Regions from separate parts of the Homo sapiens genome. Here region 2 is linked to region 1. Evidence: read pairs that join two places in POLR2A ChIA-PET (ENCODE). Cell type or tissue: CD4-positive, alpha-beta T cell. All regions are shown on one strand. Links, peaks and the distances in the headings refer to the core of each region. The heading gives the core; the rest is flanking DNA.

Region 1 (5,368 bases), core at 191-5,190:
TCGCTCTGTTGTCCAGGCTGACATGCAGTGGCACGATCTCAGCTCACTGCAACCTCTGCCTCCCGGGTTCAAGCAATTTTCCTGCCTCAGTGTCCCCAGTAGCTGGGATTACAGGTGCGTGCCACCACACCTGGCTATGTTATTGTTTTACTTTTTTAAATAACTTTTTTTTCTTCTTTTTAAATTTAACTCCTCAAATTCCTTTTACCAACTACCCACTTTCTTTCTTTTTTTTTTTTTTTTATTGATCATTCTTGGGTGTTTCTCACAGAGGGGGATTTGGCAGGGTCACAGGACAATAGTGGAGGGAAGGTCAGCAGATAAACAAGTGAACAAAGGTCTCTGGTTTTCCTAGGCAGAGGACCCTGCGGCCTTCCACAGCGTTTGTGTCCCTGGGTACTTGAGATTAGGGAGTGGTGATGACTCTTAATGAGCATGCTGCCTTCAAGCATCTGTTTAACAAAGCACATCTTGCACCGCCCTTAATCCACTTAACTCTGAGTGGACACAGCACATGTTTCAGAGAGCACAGGGTTGGGGGTAAGGTCACAGATCAACAGGATCCCAAGGCAGAAGAATTTTTCTTAGTACAGAACAAAATGAAAAGTCTCCCATGTCTACTTCTTTCTACACAGACACGGCAACCATCCGATTTCTCAATCTTTTCCCCACCTTTCCCCCCTTTCTATTCCGCAAAGCCGCCATTGTCATCCTGGCCCGTTCTCAATGAGCTGTTGGGCACACCTCCCAGACGGGGTGGTGGCCGGGCAGAGGGGCTCCTCACTTCCCAGTAGGGGCGGCCGGGCAGAGGGGCTCCTCACTTCCCAGTAGGGGCGGCCGGGCAGAGGCACCCCTCACCTCCCGGATGGGGCGGCTGGCCGGGCGGGGGGCTGACCCCCCCACCTCCCTCCCGGACGGGGTGGCTGCCGGGCGGAGAGGCTCCTCACTTCTCAGACGGGGCAGCTGCCGGGCGGAGGGTCTCCTCACTTCTCAGACGGGGCGGCTGGGCAGAGACGCTCCTCACCTCCCAGACGGGGTGGCGGCCGGGCAGAGGCGCTCCTCACATCCCAGACAGGGCGGCGGGGCAGAGGCACTCCCCACATCCCAGACGATGGGCGGCCGGGCAGAGACGCTCCTCACTTCCTAGATGTGATGGCGGCCGGGAAGAGGCGCTCCTCACTTCCCAGATGGGATGGCGGCCAGGCAGAGACGCTCCTCACTTTCCAGACTGGGCAGCCAGGCAGAGGGGCTCCTCACATCCCAGACGATGGGCGGCCAGGCAGAGACGCTCCTCACTTCCCAGACGGGGTGGCGGCCGGGCAGAGGCTGCAATCTCGGCACTTCGGGAGGCCAAGGCAGGCGGCTGGGAGGTGGAGGTTGTAGCGAGCCGAGATCACGCCACTGCACTCCAGCCTGGGCGCCATTGAGCACTGAGTGAACCAGACTCCGTCTGCAATCCCGGCACCTCGGGAGGCCGAGGCTGGCGGATCACTCGCGGTTAGGAGCTGGAGACCAGCCCGGCCAACACAGCGAAACCCCGTCTCCACCAAAAAAATACGAAAACCAGTCAGGCGTGGAGGCGCGCGCCTGCAATCGCAGGCACTCGGCAGGCTGAGGCAGGAGAATCAGGCAGGGAGGTTGCAGTGAGCCGAGATGGCAGCAGTATAGTCCAGCTTCGGCTCGGCATGAGAGGGAGACCGTGGAAAGAGAGGGAGAGGGAGACCATGGGGAGAGGGAGACCATGGGGAGAGGGAGAGGGAGAGGGAGAGGGACCAACTACCCACTTTCAACTATCAAAATCCTACCCATTTGGCAGGGAACAGGGATGGGAGAGAGACTTCTCACTGTAACCTTTTGTACTTTTTTTGTATCACATGAATGTATTACCCATTCAGAAATCAAAATAAAATAACCTTACTCATTCTTTCTAGCCCTAAAAAGAGTAAAGCCTTCCCTCTCTCTTTTCTCCATCAGTACCTAAGAGTTTGTACCATTCACATAGATTACATACTGCTTTGAATTGTCATTATTGGTCAATATCCTGTATCCCTCAGAGCAGGGACAGTGTCTTGTCTCCTACAGGAAGACAATTATTGACCAACATGAGAAAGAGATTCACTATCTGCAAGATATCTTCATGGCCATGGAGCAGAACTATATAGATTCTGAGTATGAAAGCAAGCTGGAGTTCCAGAGCATGTGGAATGATCTCAAAAACATGGTACGGAGGGAGAGTAGATAGGCAAGAAGTGGGAGGAGGTGATAGAAAAATGCTCAAGGAGGCTGGGCACAGTGGCTCACACCTGTAATCCCAGCACCTTGGTAGGCCAAGGCAGGAGGATCACTTGAGACTGGGAGTTCAAGACTAGCCTGGGCAACATAGGGAGTCCCCCCCATCTCTACCGGCCCCCCCAAAAAAGAAAGAAAATAGCCAGGCGTGGTAGTGTGTGCCTATGGTCCAAGCTACTTAAGAGGCTGAGGTAGGATGATCGCTTGAGCCCAGAAGATGGAGGCTGTAGTGAACTGTGATAGCAACACTGCCCTCCAGCCTGGGTGACAGAGCGAGACCCTGTCTCAAAAAAATTAAAAAAAGAAAAAAAGAAAAATGCTCAAGGCTACTAGAAGTAGAAGAGACCCCTTTAGCCAACACAGTCAATAAAACATCTATTGCCCCCTGTAGGTATCCCTAATGCTTTTTGTAATTTTGTGAAAATTGGTTGGGAGGGAGGACCATTCTAAATTGTCAAGGGAATGCATTTTAGAGCTAAAAAGCACCAAGGAGATCATCTGGCTTCACCCCTGTGATTTTCAGATGAAGAAAGTAAGGCACAAGTAAGTAAAATGACCTGCCAAAGTCATGCTGCTGGTTTGTGGTAGAATCAGGAGAATCTAGGTCTCCTGCCCCTTGATCCAAAGTGCTTTCCACTGTCCTCGAGGTTGCAATCTTAGCCAGCCCACAGACCTAGGTTTGGGTATGGAGTTCTTTGTTTTTATTTACCCCACAGTGTTTTATACAATTTTTTGAATAAGCATCCTACACTTAAAAATTGGAGATTTCACAAAAACATCCAAATTTTCAGCTTCCCTTGAAAAATTTAAAGATCTGGCAACACTGGGCCACATTTCCAAATGGCAAGGCTCACGTGGAGCTCAGTGACTGCCCCTCCTCCTCCCAAATGCAGCATTTCCTCTCCAGTTCACCACAGGCCCCACCCGGCCCACAAAACATATTTATATCATCTGCCTGGTCTTGTGTAGGCATTTTCATGGGAGACCTCTGTACTAAACTATGCTACAAACAGTTCAAGAGGGTGGGATTGCTGGTAGAAGTGAAAGGGCACTAATAAGGTAATTCCAAACATTTGCTATTTTGGGGTCACTTGCTAGAATTTAGAAGAGAAGCACTTTCTAAGACTGCACCTGGAGAACAGAGTAGAAGATCTGTGGAGAAAGTTCCAGGATGTACTCAAGAATTACACTGATGCCACAGAGGATCGAAAGGCTGCCTTTGAGACCCTGCAGGTGAAGGATGAGAAGAGCTCCAAAGAGATTGAAGTACAGATGAAAAAAATACAGAAACTACAGGTTAGTGTAGCCACCTGGAAATACTCACTGCTTTAACTGCTCTATTATCCCCTCTTTTGCTTCCCCTTGTTTCCCCTGGGCCTCATCACTGATCATTGGTTGGGAAAAGATGATATGCTCTGATTTCAGTCCCCAGGCAGCCCTTTTACCTGTCTCACTGAAGACCCTCAGTTGGTCAAGTAGATTTCCCCTAATCTACTCTGTTCCTCTAGGATGCCATAACTATTTCAAAAGGCAAGATCATGATACACAGCCGTGAGAGTGAAGATGAGAACCGGTATATCCGTAATGACAAGGAATTGGTCCTTGTACAACTGCGAAAACTTAAGGCCCAAAGAACTCAGGCCCGGGCAGCATCCCAGAAGAACTTAGTCAGACTCACCCTGGAAAGTAATGCCACCCTCAAGGCCCTGAGAAAGATTGTTGATAAGGTAACACAGGGGAGAGGACTATCAGAATAAAGTCAAGGAACCTGCCTCCCTGCAAAGTGAAAGGGATTTGGAAAGGATAGCGGGGGCTTCTTCCTGCTTCCTGGCTGAGTGGACACTTGGAATACCTTTTTTATTCCATGTTTCCTCCCCTCTTACATTAAATTAAATTAATTTATTTATTTATGTATTTCTACAGATGGGGTCTCACTGTGTTGCCCAGGATGGTTATGAACTCCTGGCCTCAAGCAGTCCTCTTGCCTTGGCCTCCCAAAGTGCTGGGATTAGAGGCGTGAGCCACCCTGGTGAGCCCCTTCCTACTTTTTTTTTTTTTTCTTTTTGGTGAGACAGGGTCTCACTCTGTCTCCCAGGCTGGAGTGCAGTGGCACCATCTTGGCTCACTGCAACCTCTGCCTCCTGGGCTCAAGCATTCCTCCCGCCACAGCCTCCCCAATGCACAGCTAACTTTTGTATTTTTTGTAGAGATGGGGTTTCGCCATGTTGCCCAGGCTGGGTCAAACTCCTGGCCTCAGACGATCTTCCCACCCTGGCTTTCTAAAATGCTGGGATTACAGGCATGAGCCACTGCGTTGAGCTCCCCCTTACATTTTAATTAATTATTTTTTTTTTTGAGACGAAGTTTTATTCACTCTGTTGCCCCGGCTGGAGTGCAGTGGCATGATCTTGGCTCGCTGCAACCTTTACCTCCCCAGTTCAAGCAATTCTCCTGCCTCAGCCTCCTGAGTAGCTGGAATTACAGGTGCGCACCACCACACCCGGCTAATTTTTGTATTTTTAGTGGAGACAGGGTTTCACCATGTTGGCCAGGACGTTCTCGAACTCCTGACCTCAGCGATCCACCCACTTTGGCTTCTCAAGTGCTGGGATTACAGGCGTGAGCCACCGCGTCTGGTCTACATTTTAAATTGAAATGAATTGGCCAGGCATGGTGGCTCATGCCTGTAATCCCAGCACTTTGGGAGGCCAAGGTGGGAGGATTGCTTGAGCCCAAGAGTTTGAGACCACCCTGAGCAACACAGGGAGAGCCCATCTCTACCAAAAAAAAGCTGGGCATAGTGGCACATGCCTGTGAGCCCAGATACTTGGGAAGCTGAGATGGGAGGACCACTTGAGCCTGGGACATCGCGGCTGCAGTGAGCCAGGATTGCACCACTGCACCCCAGCCTGGGTGACAGAGTAAGACCCTGTCTAAAAAAAAAAAAAAAAAAAAAAAAAAGAATTAATAATGAATGAGTTTTGGCTGGGCGCAGTGGCTCACACCTGTAATCCCAACACTTTGGGAGGCCGAGGCAGGTGGATTACTTGAGGTTGGGAGTTCGAGACCAGCCTGACCA
Region 2 (5,368 bases), core at 369-5,368, 61 kb after region 1:
TACTATTGCAGCATGTCTGCATGCTTATGTGTATGTTCCAGGAGAGAGATAAGTGGATGATGCAGGAAAGAAAGAGGGGACAGTTGATATCATGATTATTTGATCTAAATAGAAAGTTGGGTGCTTGTTTTGGCAGCACATATACTAAAATTGGAATGATATAGAGATTAGCATGGCCCCTGCACAAGGATGACATGCAAATTTGTGAAGCATTTCATATTTTGAAAAAGAAATGTCAGCCAGGTCATAAACAGTGTGACCCAGATCTAGGGGCCTTACCCTCTTGCCCCCTACTCCTGGTGTGTGGAATGTTGGAACAAAGCACAGTGGCTCCTTTCCTCTCTTCCCACCTCTGCTTGACAACAGTCGTCAAAGACAGGGCTTCCATATTTTCCAGCCAGCCTCCCACCCTCACGGTGTTGTATCAATCCACCAGGCCAAAAGATGTGACCCAGGCCCCAGTGGGAAGAAACTCATAAGGGATAAAGGACAGGCTCCCCGTGATACATTGTCCATTTACTTGAGCTATCTATGCTGGGTGCTCTCTGCAGGGACTACTGGCTTTTGGATCTACGGAGGGTGCTGGACCACTACACCTTTTCCCTCTGGGGTGGATCCTTGGAAGGGCCAGATATACTAGGCTGGGCAAAAGGGAAGAAAAAAGGGAAAGAAGGACATTTCTTTCTAAAATAACTTCCATCAGGCTTCATTTGGGTTAATATGCATCTCATTTAAAACACAAGTGCCCGGGAATATTAATGAAACTTACCTGGCATTTATTCCTTAGAGTGATTTCCCTGCCTTAGAAGGGAATCCTAGTCATTTCTGGGACTTGAGACTTTAGGTTCAGGCCTGGGGAAATTTCTCAGTCAGAAGGCATCCTAAAAGACAAGGGAGATGAAAAAAATGAGAGCTAGAACTCAAAAGGGAGGCAGAAAGGCCCAAAAAATTATTTTTACCCATCAATTTTGAGAAGGGTTCCCAGCCTGTAATTGCTGCACACTGGCAAGCAGCTGGTAAGGTCGAAAGAGCATGGGCTTTGAGTCAAATTGGTCTGGGTTTTAATCTGGCTCTACCATTGATTCATTTATTAGACGTGGACCTTGGACAAGTGCCTGATCTATTTTTAATTCTGCAAAATGGGGAGAGAGAAGAGATCTTCCCTCCTTCCAGGGGCCATGTGTGTGGTGGTGGGGCATGATAACCAGGCTGGCAGTGCCCCCTATTCCCCATATAGGGAAAAGCAGCCACTTTTTTTTTTTTTTTCAGATGAAGTCTTGCTCTGTAGCCCAGACTGGAGTGCAATGGCGTGATCTCGGCTCACTGCAATCTCCACCTCCCGGGTTCAAGCCATTCTCCTGCCTCAGCCTCCTGAGTAGCTGGGACTACAGGTGTGCGCCACCACACTCAGCTAATTTTTGTATTTTTATTAGAGATGGGATTCCACTATGTTGGCCAGGATGGTCTCGATCTCCTGACCTCATGATCCACCTGCCTCGGCCTCCCAAAGTGCGGGGATTATAGGCATGAGCCACCGCGCCCAGCCTGTCACTTCTTCAATAGGAGGCCTAAATGGCCTTGAAGCTGAGTAGGAGTCCCTGGGAGAGAAGAGAAAAGTGTACAATGGATGAGATGGTCACAGGCACTCTGGGTATCCCAGTGTGGTGGGAACTAGAGCTTTAGGGAAAGACAGAAACTTGGCAGAAACATCCAAAGAGAAGCAAACACATGGAGGCACAAGTTTCCTCATCTAGGTTCAATGTAGCCAGCAACCCTTGTCTTCCCAGTCCTCTCCATCACCATACATACAGTGGACATCCGCACCATTTCCCATCCTTTCTGAGCCTAGGCCTCAGAGACTTAGCCACTCCAGGCTGGGTTCACCTCAATACCATCTTGGTTGTAGGCTCGGCTCTCTCCCCCAATGACATGCACTGGTTGACACATACCACAGTGTGACACGCCATAGGATGCCACGAGGTACAAAGGGCAACAGAATGACGCATACACACATATTTAATCTTCCCATGCACATGCTCATCCACCCACTCCACACACAGTCCAGACACTCTGCATCCCTCAATCATGCTTCTGAGTCTCCTGTCGACAGTTGCCACCTCCTTCCTGACACACTGCCCCAGGCGGTGACTGTGACAAGGTGACTCCATGACCTTTTCTGACTTGAGCTAAATTCCAAAATTCTTTGGAAAGTTTCCTAACATCCTTCGTCAGAACAAGGAGTTTCTGCACGTACCAACACACAGGAGGATGCACCCTCAGAACACAGCACATTCTCACTCCCACCCATATTCACGTTGTTCCACTTCACACACACACACACACACACACACACACACAGCCACTTGTGCGCTTCTTCTGGCGCACATGAGCAAACTGCCTGTTGCTTTAGGTTTCTCTCCACCGCTAGGCTCCTTTTGGTTAGCTCACCCCCACAACTCATCCCCGGGATTTCCCTGACCACAGCCGCACTCACGCCCCCGTCTCCCCTTTTTCCTTCTCTGTCCAGCCATCGGGGGTTCCTGGGCGGTTAAGCATCTCCCCGGAGTCGCTGCCCAGAACCACAGCTTTCCTTCCGACACTCAGGATGGGGGAGAGAGGGGACGTCGGAGGGGCCCGGGGTGACGTCGAGGGGACAACCCCACCGCGGGCGGCGAGGCGGGCTGGGCCCCTGGCGGGCTCTCCCCGCAGCACACTCTCGCCGCGCCCCCTGGCGGATGCTAGTCCTCGACGGGCTCCGGACGCTCAGCTGAGTGAGGCGGGCGCGCGTGGGAGGGTGTCCCAAGGGGAGGGGTCCGCGGCCAGTGCAGGCCCGGAGGCGGGGGCCACCGGGCAGGGGGCGGGGGTGAGCCCCGACGGCCAACCCGTCAGCTCTCGGCTCAGACGGGCGGGAACCACAGCCCCGCTCGCTGCCCATTGTCTGCGCCCCTAACCGGTGCGCCCTGGTGCCACAGTGCGGCCCGGAGGGGCAGCCTCCTCCCGTCACTTCAGCCAGCGCCGCAACTATAAGAGGCGGTGCCGCCCGCCGTGGCCGCCTCAGCCCACCAGCCGGGACCGCGAGCCATGCTGTCCGCCGCCCGCCCCCAGGGTTGTTAAAGCCAGACTGCGAACTCTCGCCACTGCCGCCACCGCCGCGTCCCGTCCCACCGTCGCGGGCAACAACCAAAGTCGCCGCAACTGCAGCACAGAGCGGGCAAAGCCAGGCAGGCCATGGGGCTCTGGGCGCTGTTGCCTGGCTGGGTTTCTGCTACGCTGCTGCTGGCGCTGGCCGCTCTGCCCGCAGCCCTGGCTGCCAACAGCAGTGGCCGATGGTGGTAAGTGAGCTGGTGCGGGGTCGCCACTTGTCCCGCGGCACAGAGCCAGGGGCCAACCCTACCCAGCTCCCACGCTCTGGGATCCGTCTGCCGACAGGCTCCCTCCCCGCTCTGACTTCCCTCCGCGACACCGAAGGGCGATCTGGCATGAAACTGCCCCAGACTCCAGCTCTGTACAAGTGGGGCGAATGATCCGCCCGCGGAGGCCTAAGATACCCCAGGCAGGGAGCCCACTCTCATCTAGCACCGCCCTTCCCCTTTGAGCGCCAACTCCAGCCTCACGGCGGTGGCTCACCACAGGTTTCCCCACCTCGGGAAGTGAAGGGCCAGGAGTTCGCCTAGAAAGGAGGGGAGAAGAGGGTGGGACTCCTAAGCATTTCACGCCTTGGGTGGGCAAGAACTGCAGGCCATGATTATCTCGCTCAGGCTGACCGGAAGAGGCTCGGAGATCCAAGGTAGACACTCGGTCTCCGGGTACCTCCTCTGTCCAGTCTCCGGACCTAGGGCTCAGGCGAGCAGCCCTGGGACTACTGGGCACACACAAGTCTGGACGCCCAGTTCTTTCAAATTAGTGAGCCTGGGAGAGCGGGTATTATTAATCTCCCGCCATTCTCTCCAGCCACATACCCCCAGGAAGAGGACCGGGTGGCACAGTTTTTATGGTTAGGGTGCGGATCCCCTTCCTGAGCCTGAGCTATCATACGTCCCACCAGGGGTATTGTGAACGTAGCCTCCTCCACGAACCTGCTTACAGACTCCAAGAGTCTGCAACTGGTACTCGAGCCCAGTCTGCAGCTGTTGAGCCGCAAACAGCGGCGTCTGATACGCCAAAATCCGGGGATCCTGCACAGCGTGAGTGGGGGGCTGCAGAGTGCCGTGCGCGAGTGCAAGTGGCAGTTCCGGAATCGCCGCTGGAACTGTCCCACTGCTCCAGGGCCCCACCTCTTCGGCAAGATCGTCAACCGAGGTGGGTGCCCAGGAAGGCGACGCTTCCGGGAGCAGGGGAAACGCGGGGTCACCCCCAGGGCATGGGCGGGCGAGTTCAGAGAAGGTGTCCCAGGCGCCTGGAGGGTCACACAATCAACCTTGCCAAGTGCCTCGTGCCCAGCGCCAGCTCGGGGCCAGACTTCTACCAGGCGTTTTCCAGCCGTGCACCCTGGAAACGAAGCTTAACTTTTCTGAGCTACTGCCCCAGATAAAGAAAGTTTCGGGTCGCGGACGCCGGCTGACCGCCGCTTTCCCCCAGCCTCTCTCAAAAGCGCCTGGGAAGCTGCTCTCTGCAGGCGTGTGTCTGGCCTCTCGCCCAGCAAGGCTTGCACCGCCAAAATGGGCCGAAAGTTTTGGGCTGCGAAGAAGTCTTGGGGATGTATGGTTCTTCCGCTCCCCTCTCTTCGGTTTGTCTCTCTGGGGCTGCTCCACTTCCGCTATCGAGCCAAAATGCGCCCTAGAATCTCCCAGTAAGGTGTGATTACGCCCGTGGACGTGGCTGCGTGCCCACGCACCTGCTTTCTCTACTAGCCCTAGAGACCAGCTTTCCAGCACTGCCGGCCCTGGCTCTCAGGACTCAAAGTGCGGAGTCGGGGGTGGGATTCCGGTCCCAAGCCCTTCATGAGGGTGCTGGCCGCGCCCCGCGTACCCCCTCGCTGATCCCCGCTCCCTTCTCCCACAGGCTGTCGAGAAACGGCGTTTATCTTCGCTATCACCTCCGCCGGGGTCACCCATTCGGTGGCGCGCTCCTGCTCAGAAGGTTCCATCGAATCCTGCACGTGTGACTACCGGCGGCGCGGCCCCGGGGGCCCCGACTGGCACTGGGGGGGCTGCAGCGACAACATTGACTTCGGCCGCCTCTTCGGCCGGGAGTTCGTGGACTCCGGGGAGAAGGGGCGGGACCTGCGCTTCCTCATGAACCTTCACAACAACGAGGCAGGCCGTACGGTGAGCTTTGAGAGGCTCCGCACCCTAAGCGGAGCGGCAGGGGCCAACCTCGGGCTGGGGAAGTGACGGTCGGTGAGATAAGGCAAGGGGCACCAGGAGAG

The links. Peaks named below come from ENCODE experiments on the same cell type or tissue, not always from the same donor. Only the 100,000 strongest peaks of a DNase experiment are listed, where the experiment ranks them.
Region 2: POLR2A ChIA-PET joins it to region 1 with 8 read pairs; 15 of 35 experiments call an interaction of 5 or more read pairs at or near these places.

The regions. Positions count from the first base shown.
Region 1 is chr12:48,914,888-48,920,255 of GRCh38, forward strand. DRC2 (dynein regulatory complex subunit 2) reads left to right here. Exons shown (of 8, transcript NM_033124.5): 4 at 2,083-2,221; 5 at 3,388-3,585; 6 at 3,798-4,016. Among named protein-coding and RNA genes, the nearest start is that of FKBP11, 7.9 kb to the right of the region's middle. In CD4-positive, alpha-beta T cell, for the core only: no CTCF peak of the experiment used is centred there; a DNase peak (open chromatin) is centred at 3,194; H3K4me3 peaks cover 1,497 bases; H3K27ac peaks cover 2,181 bases.
Region 2 is chr12:48,975,423-48,980,790 of GRCh38, forward strand. It overlaps WNT1 (Wnt family member 1), which reads left to right and starts at 2,900. Exons shown (of 4, transcript NM_005430.4): 1 at 2,900-3,332; 2 at 4,046-4,299; 3 at 5,002-5,267. The coding sequence starts at 3,229. It also overlaps the pseudogene RNU6-940P. RefSeq lists a silencer at 2,585-2,954 and enhancers at 3,838-4,437, 4,438-5,039. In CD4-positive, alpha-beta T cell, for the core only: CTCF peaks have their summits at 2,725 (motif pointing left) and 2,944; DNase peaks (open chromatin) are centred at 2,589, 4,259, 4,769, 5,339 and 3 weaker places; H3K4me3 peaks cover 2,346 bases; H3K27ac peaks cover 869 bases; H3K27me3 peaks cover 1,279 bases.